2 separate regions of the Mus musculus genome follow, and region 2 is linked to region 1. The links are chromatin loops, found by intact Hi-C in ENCODE. Cell type or tissue: left cerebral cortex. All regions are shown on one strand.

Evidence for each region. A loop is a pair of places that touch in the nucleus more often than their neighbours do. Peaks named below come from ENCODE experiments on the same cell type or tissue, not always from the same donor. Only the 100,000 strongest peaks of a DNase experiment are listed, where the experiment ranks them.
Region 2: a loop joins it to region 1, with 2.3 times the contacts of the local background. A loop is called at or near these places in 4 of 42 quality-filtered maps.

Annotation. Positions count from the first base shown.
Region 1 is chr7:77,438,317-77,446,316 of GRCm38, reverse strand. No RefSeq gene overlaps it. Among named protein-coding and RNA genes, the nearest start is that of Gm30774, 1.1 Mb to the right of the region's middle. In left cerebral cortex, a CTCF peak has its summit at 4,493 (motif pointing right); a DNase peak (open chromatin) is centred at 4,510.
Region 2 is chr7:76,388,949-76,396,948 of GRCm38, reverse strand. The region is part of intron 6 of Agbl1 (ATP/GTP binding protein-like 1); the gene reads right to left. Among named protein-coding and RNA genes, the nearest start is that of Gm30774, 24 kb to the right of the region's middle. In left cerebral cortex, CTCF peaks have their summits at 3,685 and 3,889; DNase peaks (open chromatin) are centred at 3,330, 3,899 and 4,969; H3K4me3 peaks cover 1,105 bases; H3K27ac peaks cover 569 bases.

The sequences.
Region 1 (8,000 bases):
CTCCCACCTCACAGCACGTAGCAGAAGGCAATGCTCAGGAAATGATAAGAAACTGAGTTCTGAGAAGCCAGGCTTCGAGGCTCAGTGGGAATCCCAAGTCTTACAATATACAGCAGCTCCTGAAACCAATTTGTCCAGCACACACTCCCAGACAATGGGACATGACAAGATGATGTCTCACACAATATCTTCCACTTTGCCTCCTCTTCTCTGCCTGCTTTTCCAAACCACCTGGGGATTGCCCATCAGACACATTCTTTTTCTTTGCAGATCCTGTGTCTGAACCTCCCCCTGCCTCCCAATAGGGAGGACTGCAGAGAGCTGCAGGACAGCCAGGGATAACAAGAAGGCTCTCTTATTCCGAGAACTCAAGCCACAGGCTACTCTCAAGCTCCAGCCTGGCCTGACTGTTAGGAGAGCACTGCTTGCAGATTCACCCCTCGAATTGTTTCAAATGAGTTTTTTTCTCTCCTGTTAATGAACCAAGGCAGGAGGAGGGGGTCGGTGTGGGAAGAATGGTGACAAAAAGAGAGACAAGGTTGAGAGGCAAGGGCTCATGGGAGCTACTGGGGATTGAGGATGTTGGGAAGCGATTTAGATGCTTGCTTGGTTAAGGCAATCAATTTCAGCCATGATAATAAAATAACGCAGAGGGAAAAAAGCAGACGTGACAGAGGCGATGAAACGGAAATGAATCCTCATTACTTTACTGATGAGAGGACCACAGCTGCTGCTACCATGGTGTCGTGTGGTGAGGGGTGTCTCATCCCACAGTGTTTCGTATGGGGTTGGGCAAAAAAAAGGGAGGGGCCACAGTAGCAGCAGGGCAGTGACATTCAGCCATGTGGTGGTGACAATTGCTCAGATGCCTTGAGTTTTATCTCTGTTCATCTCAGCAAATTCCCTAGTCTGAGTTTAGGGACAAGCATGTGTGTCCACACAGGCAAGTCGTTAGAGCCCTCAGATTTATTTGACTTATATTTCTCCATCATTGGTATAGTAATAACTAAATTCATGTATGTGGTTTCGGGGGAGGGGGCAGCAGACTGCCGAGGGTGGTGGCAGTCAACACAAGAATCCGTTGTCACAGGCAGCCTAAACGACTCCTTTATACCTCACACACTAAGTTACTCATCAGAATTTGGGGTATCACACACTCTTTACCTTGCTACCCAAAGCCTGTCTATTGCTTGTTTTTGGCAAACCTCTGTCACTTTGTAGAGTTCTCTGCCAGAATGCTTTCTTTTTTTAATATTTATTTTTGCTTTCTTGTTTTCTTTTTGAATATGTATTTTTTTTGTTTTTTGAGGAATGTGTGTGTGTCTTTGTGTGTGTGTGTTTGTCTGTGTGTATGTGTGTGTGTGTGTGTGTGTGTGTGTGTGTGTGTGTGTGTGTGTGTGTATGATATGTGTGGCTATCCAAAGGAAGCTTTCAGGTCCACTAGAGATGATGAATATTCAAGCCATTACTTGTAAGCACATAACATGATATCAGGGAAGCTAACTAAGGTCCACTGGAAGATCAGCAAGAACTCTTAGCTGCTGAGCCATCTCTCCAACTCACTATTCCCTTTTGTGAAGTTTTATCTGAATGGCAATCATTCCTGGAATATGCCTTTTATACTTTCTGTGCACCTGAGTTCTCAAGCCATTCAGTCTATTCTGTCCTTCCTTCTAGTAAGATTTGGGATGGTCTCATCCTGAGAGACTAAGGTCTAATGTTTGGAAATGACTTCTCTACTATGCAAATGTTTGTTTTATGAGTGTGGTTACCCTTACAAGAATATAGAGAATTTATTTGGACAAGTGACCCTTATAGTCTCAGAAGACTTAGATGGGCATTTCTGTTTCATATGGCTCACAAAGAATAGCATGATGAGGAGTACACAATACCCCTCTGTCTCTGTATCATTCTCTCCCTACCTCTCTTTTTGTGTCTCTGTCTGTCTCTGTTATTTATTTCTTTCGAGTGTGCGCGTGCGCGTGTGCGCGTGCATGTGTGTGTGTGTTTAATGAGTGAATTAAAAGGAAAGAGAGGGGATCTAATACCCCTTTCCCTATAGCCAGTTACTAAGATTTATTTACATCCTTGTCAGCAATCCTCCTTGGATTCCTAAGAATGCTAGTTATTGATAATTCCAGATATGATGGCAGTCTTAGCCTGCCTTCTTTCCAACTCCAGCCAGGACTTCCTCCAGCGATCTCTCTCAGACGAGCCATTTGCTGACAGGGAGTGTTTGCATTCCTGTCAATTATACCTTATATTAGTTTGTGGGTTCCACTTGCATGTGTACTTCAGTGAGATGAGTTGCTCTAGAGCAGAGTAATTTTCTTGCAACTGTGATCCTTCAGAAGGGTATTTGCTGTCATACAGAATTTCCTCTTCCCCAATATCGGTGTTATTTCTACCTTTAGTAAGGGCCTCCTCAGATGTAGATTAGGACAAATATAGAATAACATACATGCCTAGAACCTTATCACTACCTTGCAGAATTTATGCTGTAACATATTTATTCAGCAACTTTCCCAGATCTCTTGGGATAGATCTGTAACAATGACTGCATCATCTCAGGAATGGAAGTTGGAATAAAGTAGACATGGAGCTACTATAGTCTATGGAACTTCAAAACCCATGTGCTAAAATACCAACTACAAATGCAATGATGTTAAGAGGTGGACCATTGGGCGGTAATGATGTGGATGGATCATCAGTGAGGTTAGTGCTCTTATACAAGCAGACATCAGAGAGCTAGCTGGCTTGCTTGAGTCTATGTGAAGGCACATCAAGGCTAAATAAAAGAGAGGTAGCATGAGAAGGAGAAGGAGACTTACTGGAACCCAGTCATGCTGGTGCCATGATGCTAGACTTTTAGTCTTCAGAACTATGAGGAATATGTATTTGTTACTGGCACTTAGGTTAATTTTGTTATACCAGCCTGGGCTAAGACAGCCTACTTGCATGTGGACACTGGCACTCTACGATGTGAATTTCTGGATGTGTTGTTCACATGCAGCCTTAAGTATTTAGCTTTTAGCTGGTGCCTAAGTTAAGAAATTAAATGTCATCAAATCATACACAGAAATTGCTTTCCTTTTAGTCACCTTTAATCCTTATGATTTTAACAAAGAGAAAGACTTGGTTTTATGGGGTCTTTAATAACCTTGGCAGTTGACTGACATTTCCTTTTAACAACAGAAAAAGTAATGTAGGAGTGTGTTGCCTTCAAGATCAGTACTATCTGTACAGAATTTAACAATAATGGCTTATGTTCACACTATTGACTTAGATGTTTCGGTGTGCAGAAGATAGATTTGGCTTTCCACTGATGTACTATTGTAGAAGCTAACAGTTCTTGAATGCTTATCTCACTCAAGGCACTGTTTATTTACCATGTTTTAGATAATCTCCATGGCAACCCTATTATCTGAGTGCTAATATTGTTCATTTTAAGAGGAATAAAATGAAACAAACAAAAGGAAAGTTACTCAAGATCACAAGGCTAAAAACTGGTAGGCACCAGATTTTAACCTTGAATAGGCACTTAGTAGTAATTCTGTCTGTGCCTTGGTATGGCATGATCTTCTTGGCTTAAGCACTGACTGGACTGTGGTGACAACAAATGAAGAAACTACAGACACACATACAGATAAGCTAGGATAGGGTGGGTAGTGTGCTCTGTAGAGACATACCATCAACACCAGAAGCTCAGAAAATTTATTTTGTATCTGTGAATTGAAGGAGAGGATTCATTTGACATGGCTGAACAATGAGAGCTATTTATTAAATATGACTGAACAAGGAGGCAGATTTGGCTAATCTCTGTATGTGGTCTCTAGAAGACCAGTTTCATGCTACAGCGATCTGAGAGGAGGAAGCTCTAGTGGCTAGTTTCTCTATACACTGGGCAATCCTGGTACTTGGAGCAGAAGAAGGCTTTGTCCTGTTTTTGAGCCACATCAGGGAAGGCTTTGCCATTTCCTTGGATCTGAGACATTTAGTTTCTGGCATGGCTGTTCTCATATCAACAATAAACATTCACTCAGGGTTTCCTCCACTCTTCATAGAGGGCTAGTAGCTAGATTTTTAAGTATTAAGACAAATAAAAGAATTGTACAATAGCATGGTTATAATAATGAACAGCACAAAGGTAGGACATTAGTGTGATTCAATGCTCAGAAAAGAGCCATCTAATAATAATTAGCAAGATCCCTTTTCTCCAGATAGTGAGAATCAAGACAAAGTGGTATTTAAGTATGTATTGGATGGACAGAGTCCCATCCTGTTGTTGCAAAGTATCACCAAATAGACAGCCATTCAGAGCTCTTTATGGAAAGCTGAAGTTTATAGATGCTTAAGAAAACTAGATTTGACTACAAATTATAATTGTCTACCAGCAATTTAAAGAATTTTATGAATTTGCAGCGGGGGTGGTGTGGGTATATATTCCTGTTGGTGCATGTACAGAGAGATCTATGCACACATGCATGTGGACACCAGAGGTCAGCCTTGGGTATGATTCTTGAGTTATGTGTCTTGGTTTTGAGTGTTTCATTATATTTATTTGTCTGTGCACATTGGTGCTCGCATGCAGGCACTATAAAAGATCATTTGTGGTGGTCAGAGGACAATGTGTATGTATATGAGTCAGCTTCTTCCATTATGTGGATCTCATGGAGCAATCTCAGACTATAAGGTTTAAGTCAAGTGATTTTTACCTGCTGAGCAATCTCACCGCCTCCACACTTCTCTTTGGGACAGAGTTTCTCTTTGCTTTTAGCTAGCCATGTAGGCTATGCTGTTTGGCTAGCCAATCACAGAGATTGCTGGAATTATAATAAAGCATCTCCATACATTTCTTTTGGATTCTCATGGATCCTGGCAGCGTTCATACTTACCAATTGAGATGTTTCCTGGGTAACTGAGTACTTCTTGATCTGTCTTAATTTTCAAATATGAGGCACATAAACTGCAGATTAGATTAGTTGTGATTGAATAAGGGGATATATATGGTATATAGTAGAGGGCTTGTCCTTTATGAGTTTCTGCAAAATGTCTGCTTCTTAGAACATTTGATTTTTTTTCTTATGTCAGATGGTGCAATTCTCTAAGAGATACTGGTATAGTTAGATTCACAGAGTCACAACTATCTAAGAATTAAAAATTTCAAATATATATATATATATATATATATATATATATATATATATATATATATACTATTCAATATTAAACTTCTAATAAAGTTCTAGATTATTTTCTACCCCCACTGCATTTCCTATAGTACACTCCAAATACATTTGTTTAGGAGATGTGAGTATTAGGGATTTTAAGGATATGCATGAAGTATAACCATTGCAGGACAGCAAGAGCAATATTCTCACCCACCATGTAAACATATAATATTACAAAGGCTCAAGACCACCAGGGAAAATGCCAAAACAAAACAAGACAGTATATATATATATATTTTTTTTTCTTCATTCTTATAATAAAGTCTATTCATAAGATTGGCCTGAGGCTCCTAGAACTGGGAATATGGAATGTGAAATAGCCATCTCCTGTAACCAGGCAAGACTTCCAATGAAGGAATGAAGATACCAACTCAACTTCAAAATCTTTGATGAAAAATTTATTCTGTATACAAGATGTGCATAGCAAAAGATGGAGCAGAAATTAAGCAAATTGCCAAGCAATGACTGAACAATGAGACTCATGCCTTGAGATGGAGCCCACGCCTGACACTATTAATGATATTCTCTTATACTTGCAGACAGGAACCTAGCATAACTGTACTCTGAGAGGCTTCACATAACTTCAGATGCAAACAGATACAGAGACACCACAGCTAAACATTAGACTGAGATTGGAGAATCTTGTGGAAGACGGGAAGGGAGGATTGACAGACCCAGAGGAGTAAAGAACTCTATAAGAAAACTTACAAGAAACAATGAACCTGAGCCCACAGAAGCTCACAGAGACTGATCCAACAACTCAAGAGTGTGCGTATGATGGAAGTAGGCTTCCTACATGTATGTAACAGATGTGCAGCTTGGTCTTCATGTGGGACCCTTAACAACTGAGCAAACAGGAGAGGATGTATCTGACTCCATTGCATGCCTTTGGACCCCTTTTCCCTAACTAGGCTGCCTTGTCTAAGCTCAATAGGAGAAGTGTCCCTAGTCCTATAGCAACTTGATATGCCATGGAAGCTTGATATCCATGGAAGGGCTCCCTTTCTCTGAGAAGAAAGGGTGTTGGCAGAGGTGGGATGACAGGGAGGGACTGGGGGTATAGGGCAGAGGGAAGCTGTGAACAGGATGTAAAGCAAATAAATACATTTTTAAAAGTTGGTCTATGGGAAAATAAGATGATATTTGATGTTTAAAGTGTGTTCTGTCAAGCCTGTTGGCCTGAGTTCAATCATTTGAAGCTAGATTATTGAAGGGAACAACTCATTCCTACAAATTGTCCCCAGACACTCCTTATCCCAGAAAAAAACATGGCACATGCATCCACCCACACACACCCACACAGACACAATAAATAAAAATAATAAAACTTTTAAATAAAAATCTGCTTTTTATCATTTCAAGTGAATGCTGAGCAATAAAATATTAGTATTTATTTGCTCAGAAAATAGAGGGTTTTTTCTTCCCCGGAACTTAGTTTTGTTACAAAGCAAAACCTCACTGTAATGAGTTGCCTCAGTGGGAATTGGATTGGGTTCTTATTATTCAATTCCTATTGCTATCCCTAATGTTTGTCAAAATGTAATATTTCCTGAATAGATAAATACTTTAATGATTGAATTCTGACTAAGTCAGTTTGCTTCTGGCAACCTCTTTCTCCACAAGGTACTCTGTTGGACTTTCCTAATTCCCCATAGGCATTCTATATGCTGACATAAATTTCTTCCACCTTGTCCTTAAGGCCTCTTTAAGGGAATGTGTTTTGATTTACAATGTTCAAGTCTAACATGAACGAACCACTTAATAAATGTTTGTAGAATATATTTTAATGTGCCTTTTTTTTTTCCTGAAACAACTTTCTTCTATCTCGGGTCCATCACACATTAGGTGAGGTGGGAGCTCCTTCGTACCTATAGAACCTGCTAAAGTGACTATATAGTATAGGCAGAATATAAAATGATTGAGGGTCATTTTAATAAAACGTCAATTTTACCCTCTGGTTATTCTGCAATGGTTCTGTACGATTATATTAACTTTTTATCAGTTTATAAATAACCTTCAGTAAGTTCATACATTTTGTATCATGTGTCACAAGCATTTGGCTTTGACTTAAAAAACACTGGTTGTGTTGATTAAAATCCAGTCAAGGACTCTTCCTCAGGCCAAGTTCAAATCTACATTTCTCATAATAACAAAGTTGGTCTTGTACACTTTTTTCCTTAATTTAAAAATGTTTTATATGAGTAGATCATGGATTTACGCTCAACTAAATTTGTACATAAAGAATAAAATACCTTATTCTGAATTTATTATCTGGTGGAAAAGGTCCTGGGGACAAGGGTGATGGTGGGAAGAAGGAAAAGTCAGCCAAAGGGAACTAACTTAATGCCACACACATCTCTCTATGGGACTCTATATATGTTGATGCTTAAAATCCTATGACCACATGGTAAGGCCTCTGTTATAAACCATTACACATATGAAAAGGTCATGCTTCAAAAGTTGTTTGGATCAGCCCAAGATTATGCAAAGATCTCAGTGATCAAGATTTAGGAATTCTGTAGCATTCTTAAAGTAAAAGATATTTTTCCCAGGAGGAACTGAAGATGGCCAGGCAGGGGTAAATTACTCTGATGCACTGTCTTCTCAGAGAATGAATTAGGCAGAGGACATTGCCCATGACTATCCCTAGAAATGCACCTCATTATTTGAAAATGAAATAAAACAAAACAAAAGCCCCAAGCATGTCAGCTTTCATCTGTTTTCCATGAGACCTGAGGTCCTTGGGATATTATGAAAATAGGAACACTG
Region 2 (8,000 bases), 1.0 Mb after region 1:
GAAAGAAGCTAGAGGCTTCCTCCACCTGCCCTCTTGGATAGCTGATACTTGAGGCACCTGTATGATGTAACATCTCCTGCTTCTGGCCACATTGCAGTTGAGCACTTTGCACTACAAGGGAGCAAATTGTGTGGTTTTACAGAAGAGTAATTCAGCTCATGTTTCATAGAGCCTCCAGACTCGGTAGATGAAGAGGATCCAAGAGCACACACATCCAGCCTGCTGCCTTCCACCTTGTCCTCCAATGGCACCTCACTATGAAATCTTAAGTCCTTGAACCTCCTGCATATTCCTTTGAACCCAGCTCCAACCACTATCAATATGTCCATTTGCTTTTCTATCACCTAGACTATAATAACCATGACCTCCTCCATGATGCCTATGTTGCTTTTCTCTCATTCTGCACAAGCATAACATGGAAGCTTTACAATAACACACACACACACACACACACACACACACACACACACACACACACACCAGACAGAGACAATAATGACTCCAGGAAATGTGGAAGGACTTAGGGTCTAGCAGAAGTCTGAAGTTAGGGACAAGAGCTAAGGAACAGGTTGAGTGGCATCTCTAACCTTCACTGTCATCCATTTATATACACATCTCTACCAAGATGTCATTCCAAATCATTTACTTTTGAAAACAGATTTGAAGCCTTCTCGAATGAAATGAATGGGTATATCTTATTCCCAGCACATCTAATGTGTATTACACAGCTATGAGGAGCTCAGCCAACCTCTCTGAGTCTCCAGAGAGCAAGATTTTCTCAACCTCTATGGACAACGGTAACTGGATATTACTTATTGTAGGAGGCCATCTGAGCACTGTAGGATGTTAACAGCAAACTGGTCTGGATCCCCTCGCTTCCAGGAGTAACCCTCCCATACATGTGGCAGTCACATTGTCCTTAGCCTCAATAAATGTTCCTGAGGGGACAAAATCAATCACATTGAAAACCACTGCTGCTGTGGAATTGTTAAATATTTACCTGTCTTACAGAAGTATTTGGGGCATTAAATGAGATAATATATGAAAGTTGCTCTGTAACCTGCCACTTCTAGGATCTCTGGGAACCAACTGATGTGCATCTTGACATAAATAAATAATTGTACAGCCAATCCTGGATGGGATGAGGAAGCAGTCTGTGCCTCTGGAGCTAGGGAGTGTTTATCTTTTTGTCTATCCCTTTAAATCTTTGTGATAGTTTATCTTTGTCAACCCACAGGCTGCCATCAATTATGCCAGTATGATACAAGTTCTAAAACCTAAAGGGTTTACAACTACACAACCCTGGATGTTAACCCCTGAATGCCCAAACTGAAAACAAAGTAAGTGCACTGAGAGGGGACCGGATTTGCATGCATTTGTTTATCCATTCCTTTGCTTATTCAAATAACTTGCTCTGAGTGCCTGCTGTATAAAATACATTAGAGTTAATGGCTTAAGAAATAAGAATTAATGGAATACAGTCCTCAGGGCTGAGGCTCACTCAGTCTAAAGCAGGGGTCAGCACACTGCCCACAGACTATTTTTATAAAGTTTTATGGGAACATAGCCATAGCTATTCCTTTATGTGTTGCCTATAGCTGCTTCTGCCCTCTCAGGGCAGAGGGAAATAGCTATAATAGAAAGAGTGTGGTCCACAAACTCTCAACTATTTTCTGTTAGCCATTTCACAAAAGAGGCTTCTTGGTGGGAGAGAGGGGAGTTAGGCACTAAAAACAACCATGAGTCAATTTAACTCAATGGACAGATCTTGGGTGACAAATTTAAACAACCTCAATTTAAATTTGAACAAGCCCTATCCCTATACAGCATCAGCTCCTTCAGCCTCTGATGGCAGTAATAATAAACTAGCAGTGACTTTTACCAAAGTTTATTAAGATCCATTGCTCCGCTCCCGCTCCTGGCTCATCACCAGCTTCCATGTTGCTCATTATTTTTAGAGGGTATAGACCAGCCTGCCTCGATAACTATGTCTCTGTAGTTGACCCCAGGGTACCATGAGAGCAGACATTATGATCACTATGTAAACAGTGATATCCACCATATCATGCCCTTATGATGACTGATGCAATTATATCACATGTATACCATCTTCATCATGACTTGGAGACTTTTACACTTTTACAGTCTTTTCGAAGGGACACTTTGACCCAAACTTGCAGGCAAATGTTAGAATAGAGGGGAAGCCCTGGAGATAGAGGTGGTAAAAGATAGTATGCTACCTGTGCATAAGAACTGACCCGACTTAACAGCGGCATGCCAACAATAATGTTTTAGCCAAGTTTTGTGTCAAGCGGGAACATCTTATCAGCGCCATTCACAGCTCTGTTCAGACCCAGGATGGTCACCTCCGAAGAGTTTGACCATCACAGGAAAGGGTTCACTAGCCTACCTTCCTGTCACTGGATAACAACCCCACTGTCCTCAACAACTTAGGTTCAATTCAACTGCTTAATTAGGCCCATTAATTCTAAGAGACTGCAAAATGACTGGACTGGGTCTTGATGGATACAAGACTCTGGCTTTCTCTGGGTCAAATATCACTAGACTATCATTACTATTATTATATTACCATTTATTATTATTATTATTTTACTACTTAGAGAAGTGTGACACACTTTTCCAGCCTCCCACAGAAAGCATCATGTCACTCCATCTTGAAGCTGTAATCGCAAACAACAGGTCAAGCTCCCACACACCCCACGATGATATTCATTCAGAAGTTTCCAAGGCTGATTTCTTCCAGACCCTCAGGAACGTCCCTGGAAACTTCTCAGTGTCTAACAAGAGTTGGAAAGCAAAAGAAAAAAATGAGCTGTTCTTAACTGGGGTCTCAACCTGAGCCCCATTGTGCCTACCAAATATGTGTCATTCACACTTAGGCTTTGGTGATGAAAACGTTAGATTCTGTTGCAAAGAAGCATCAAGCCCCGCCTACAACCCTCCACTTACTGCAAGCCAACCTAAGGCCATGTTTAAGATCGCATAGTCAATCTATGGCTCAGTCCAGGGTTCCTGACTCCTGCTGAAGGTTACCAGAAATATGAAAATCTGACGCTTTGGAAGCAGTCACAACTGAGGTAAAGTTTAGCTTTCCTTGTGCTTTTTGTGGGACTTCAGCAAGTCTTTGTTTTGTGCTAACTACCTCTTCTTGGCATGTAGGACAGGTATAGTACTATGACTATTATGTAAGTGAGGACAAAGAGTTCAATGTAACGTGAGCAAAGTGTCCAGCACGCTATTCATCACCATAGTCACGCTGTGGATGCTGCGGTGGTTGCTCTGGTACAGTCACGCTCTTTCCAACCTCCCCCACTCCCCAGCTCACAGGCAGCTTGCAGTAGCAGTTAATTAAAGATGTCATCAGATTGGGAGAAGGGCCTCTTGCAGAGGGTGCAGAACTAGAAGACTCTTGTCCTCCCAAACCAATTTAGGACCTTTACAAGTTGTCACAAGGGTCTGGGAGACTAGCGACCCTAACAACCAGCGTTGCTGCTGTCAAGCAGAGACAGCTTGCAAAATGCTACTGGGATGTCCCCGCCCTCTGTCAATCCTGCTCAGTCATGCTAACACCACTTGGAAGGCAACAAATTCCATCCGCTGTTCTAACCCCAGGCTCCACTCACCCTGCCTCCTCCCACCTCCCTTAAATAATGGCTGCGCAAATGCCTCTGAGACCATCTTCAGATAATTTCCTTCAAGACATGCAAGCTGCTAACGCTGGGAAGCACAGATAGTGTGCGCTAGCAAATATGGCCAAAATTAGATTAAAATAACCTCCTGATAAACAAATTACTCACCGAAAATAAATATTGGACTAGCAATGGTCGAGATAACTAGAAGAACAGCACCACCACATGGCATGAAGAGGAACTACAGGAACAACTGTCTGCAACTCAGCCCACACTTCCTTGCAGCATCAGGCTGAGGAGGGCAAAGGAGACAACCGGCACAGTTGCAACCTTTTAACTTAAACTTTTTAAAATCACTTATGCACTTATGCAAAGCACGTAAGTATTTGGCAGGCAAGACCGGACTCGAAGCCAAGAAAGTAAAGAGGAATATGCCAAATTGAATGTGGCATGACGTAATAGGAGCCTGTAATCCTTCCAGTTCCTGCTCCTCGCTCCCGGATCTCATGCCCCCATTCATCAGCCTTGCCTGATGCTCACCCTCGAAGCAGCAAACACAGGCTCCTCACACACATGCTGGTGTTTTAGCATCTCTCACCGGGGCCCATTCAAACGTTATGTGGAGTGGACCGTGTGATGTTTCTGACTTAAGTAACACATGGTCTTCCAAGATAATTCTCCTGATACTTAAGCAATATTTACTTAGCTTCCTTTCAACATTTCGTTGTTCCTTCTTTGGGTTAAGTAAACCTAGCCTCTTTAATCTCTTCCTGGTGAAGCATGGGGCTTAGCTCACTGGGAGGAAGAGACTGTCAGGTAAACCCTAAAGCCTGCTGCCTGAATAAATTATTTAAGCCTTCCAGACTTCAGTTACCCCACTTACTGAGACGGGGATTGCGAAATATCCTTTTCGGGCTAAACATACACAGTGTCTGACATGCTAAGAACTCAATAAATGGATATACGTGTCATTTTAAACCAGCATGGTGATGGATGTGGCTTGCCATGCTGCCTTCAAATGAAGCCAACTGCAGCAGTGTGACAAATACAAAAAAAAAAAATCAATATTATTTGAAGGAGATGTTTGACTCATCAGTGAAATACATAATGTATGCTTCCCCAGAAGTCATAGTAGAAAAAAAAAAAGAGAGAGAGAGACAATCGGGTTTGTGAACATACCACAATAACTAAGGCATGGTGGAAAAAGATTCTAGGAAACTGGACTCCTTCCTTATCCAACATCAAATAATTAGGAGAGCCTCTAATGTGGCCTGAGATGAGGTAAGAGCTGCAGTAAGAAGCCCAACCCCTGTGTGGGTGCTCAAAGAATAAAACAGGCACACACATTTATGTGCACATTGCACCATGGCTGGTTCCATTCTGTTTAATGCAGTGATTCACAACCTGTGGGTTGTGCACCCCTTTGCAGGTAGAGGGTTGCATATCAGATATCCTGTTTTTCAGGTATTTACATTATTCATAAGAGTAGTAAAATTACAGTTATGAAGCAGCAATGATATAGTTTTATGGTTGGCGGTCACCACAACATGAGGCACTGTGTTCAAGGGTCACAGCATCAGGAAGGTTGAGCACCACTTTACACTGTAAAGAATTAGCCAGGAACCTTACATTGAACAGTGGCGACAGAGGCTGGTGCTCAGACAAGTGTGCTGAGGGTAAGAAGAGCTGCAGGAGCTGACTATCAGACCTCTTCTACCTACTCCTCCATTTTCTTCTCTGGGAATGAGAGAGACAAGTACGGTCAGTAGTGTCCAAGATGCTCTGGGGCCATATGTTCCTGACAATAACCCTTAACTACCTTTTGGGGCAGCCACGAGAACTAAATTAACAAGGATGCGCTCTCTACTCAGCAAATGAATGGCACATGTTTGACAAAGCATGAGGGCCCATGCCTCCTGTTTCAACAGTCAAGAGGCTGGGGTCCGAGGATCAGGGGTTCAAGTCCAGTTTAGACATAGTAAGTAGTAATCCAGCCTACTCTACAGGGGTAAGGCTAAGTTTAAAAATAAAGAAAATAGAAAAGACTTAGCCATATTTCACAGTGTGCTACAATCCACAACATCATATTGTACATGATAAATATAAACATGACCATAAATTATCAAAAATAAATAATAATAATTTGGTTGGGAAGATGTCAGTGGTTGGTAAATTGCTTACACAAGCCCAATTCAAACCCCAGAAGCCACACAAAAGCATCAGGAATGACCATGAACACACTTGTAATCCCAGTATGGGGGAGGGGGAGACGAGCAGATCCCTGGGCCTCACTGGCCAGCTCTCTAGCCTGCCTTGCAAGCTGCAGGCTGAGTAAGTGACTCTTTCAAAAACCAAGATGGATAACAGCTGAGGAACAACTCCTGAAGTTGATCTCTAGCCTCCATACAAATTTTACTCACACATGTGCACATATATGTGTACACACACACACTGGGAGAGAGAATGAAGAAATACAAGGAAAACTCAAGGTCTTTCAGCCATGAGAGTCTGACCTCCTTTAGTTCATTAGGAAACTGAGGTAGGAAGCATAATGTCTCAGAAACCTAGAGCACCGGACTTGTCAAGCCAGGCCATTTCTCCTGGAGTGGAGGTCAGAGGCTCTGTGAGAGAAACATGCACATGAGCCCCAAGAAGGCTGTACTAATCGGCTGGTACTTATGCATGGCCATCAGAGCAAAGGGGCTACAATACCAACCATCTTCAACACACACATCCATCCTGAGGATGGATGCCAGCACTCCTTAGCAGTTTCGATGAATCTTGAAATTGGCCCATCTTTGGCATATCAAAGCAGGGGGTGATCATCTGGCCACCATGTGCTCCAGCATCTACACTGCCAACCACTAGACAAGTGCAGATGTTTTCTCCAAGCACAAAGCTATTTATCCATGCCAGGTTGCTCTGTGTGTACTGGGTTTGTCCTTCCTTCCTATTCTCTGCAGCAACACTGCTGCAGGCTGTTCCCTGGGAATCAGACAGACAGAACATTAACTAGGAAGGGCTGTGAGAAGTCTTGCCTTCCTGCCAAACTTTCCATTAGCCCTCTTGTCTATCCTGCTCCCTTCTCTGTGTTTCTTTCTCTGCTGACTTCTCTTGGCCCCCCTCCCTTTCTGTAACTTCCTGAGTCCCCCCAAATGCTAATCCTCAAGTAGAAAAGAAGTATGAAGTAGACTTCTCTTCCCTCAGTAAGATTTAGGGCCTGAAGCAAAAGGTGTTTCCTTGTTACAAGATTATGACCTTTAAATTTGGGCAGCAAGGTTAATGCCAGGCCATTATTGGAAGATTCATCCCTGGGGCCAGCACAAATCAACTATAATCCCATTGCTGTACCTCATTCGAAGGCTGCTCCCATGATCACAGTTTTTCATAAGTGTGTTTATGAGTAATGCTTATGAAAAGGAGGTTAAGAAAGAAAGGGAAAGAGGGAAAGACTGCAGGCACAATGAGAACAGGAGAGGGGTGTGGAAGTGAGAGAGCAGGGCAGAGAGAAAAGTGAGAGGAAGAAAAGCCTAGTGGAGAGAGGGAGGGAAGGAGAAGAAGGGAGAGAAACAGAGACAGAGAGAGAGAGACAGAGGAGGAGGGAGAGAGGGAGGGGCAAGGGAGACAGAAAGAGAGAGAGGAAGAGAGAGAGCATTGTTTTGGTTTGTTAGAAAAAACAAGACAAGCAGTTGAAGTAGTGTGATTTCTTAATCAAAGCAGTATTAAATTTCGATAATAAGAATCTAAGTGCTTTTGGATAGAATACAACTCGAAAAGGCAAGCTCGCTACACAGAACACTTAGTGGAGAGTGTTAGTGGAGAGCATGCATGTGTGAGCAGAGAAATGAACTGATTTGAGGAATGCTCTGGAATTTAGCGCAGGCCATCCTAATCTAAAAGACAGAGACAGATGGACTCTCGGATGCACAATGGCTTTTCTCTTTGTAGCATCAAATGGCTGAGACAATTGGACATGAGGCCTCAGATTTCTGTGTAAAATTTGCCTGATCAGAAATTGAGATCTGAGATGCCTTTGCCTCCTTTCTCTTCCTAGCATCCTCATCTCCTGTGCTAGCTACATTACTTCCAGCCTGTTTGAAAAGAGACCAAGAACCAAAGAAAATAATAAACTCTCCATAATGTGACCCAAAGTTCTTTCCTTTCCCTGTGCTACTGCTGTGGGCAGGCCCCACTCCCCCAAGAACTGGGTCCTGGCTTTTCTGCCCCTAGTGGGGAATTAACTCCAGTCAGACACAAATAAATAGGATCTTAGTAACCTCAGATTCCCAAGCCTGTCTTCATATTGATGGTCAAAGGCACACTGACTGACTAGCCCCAACCGGTAAATAT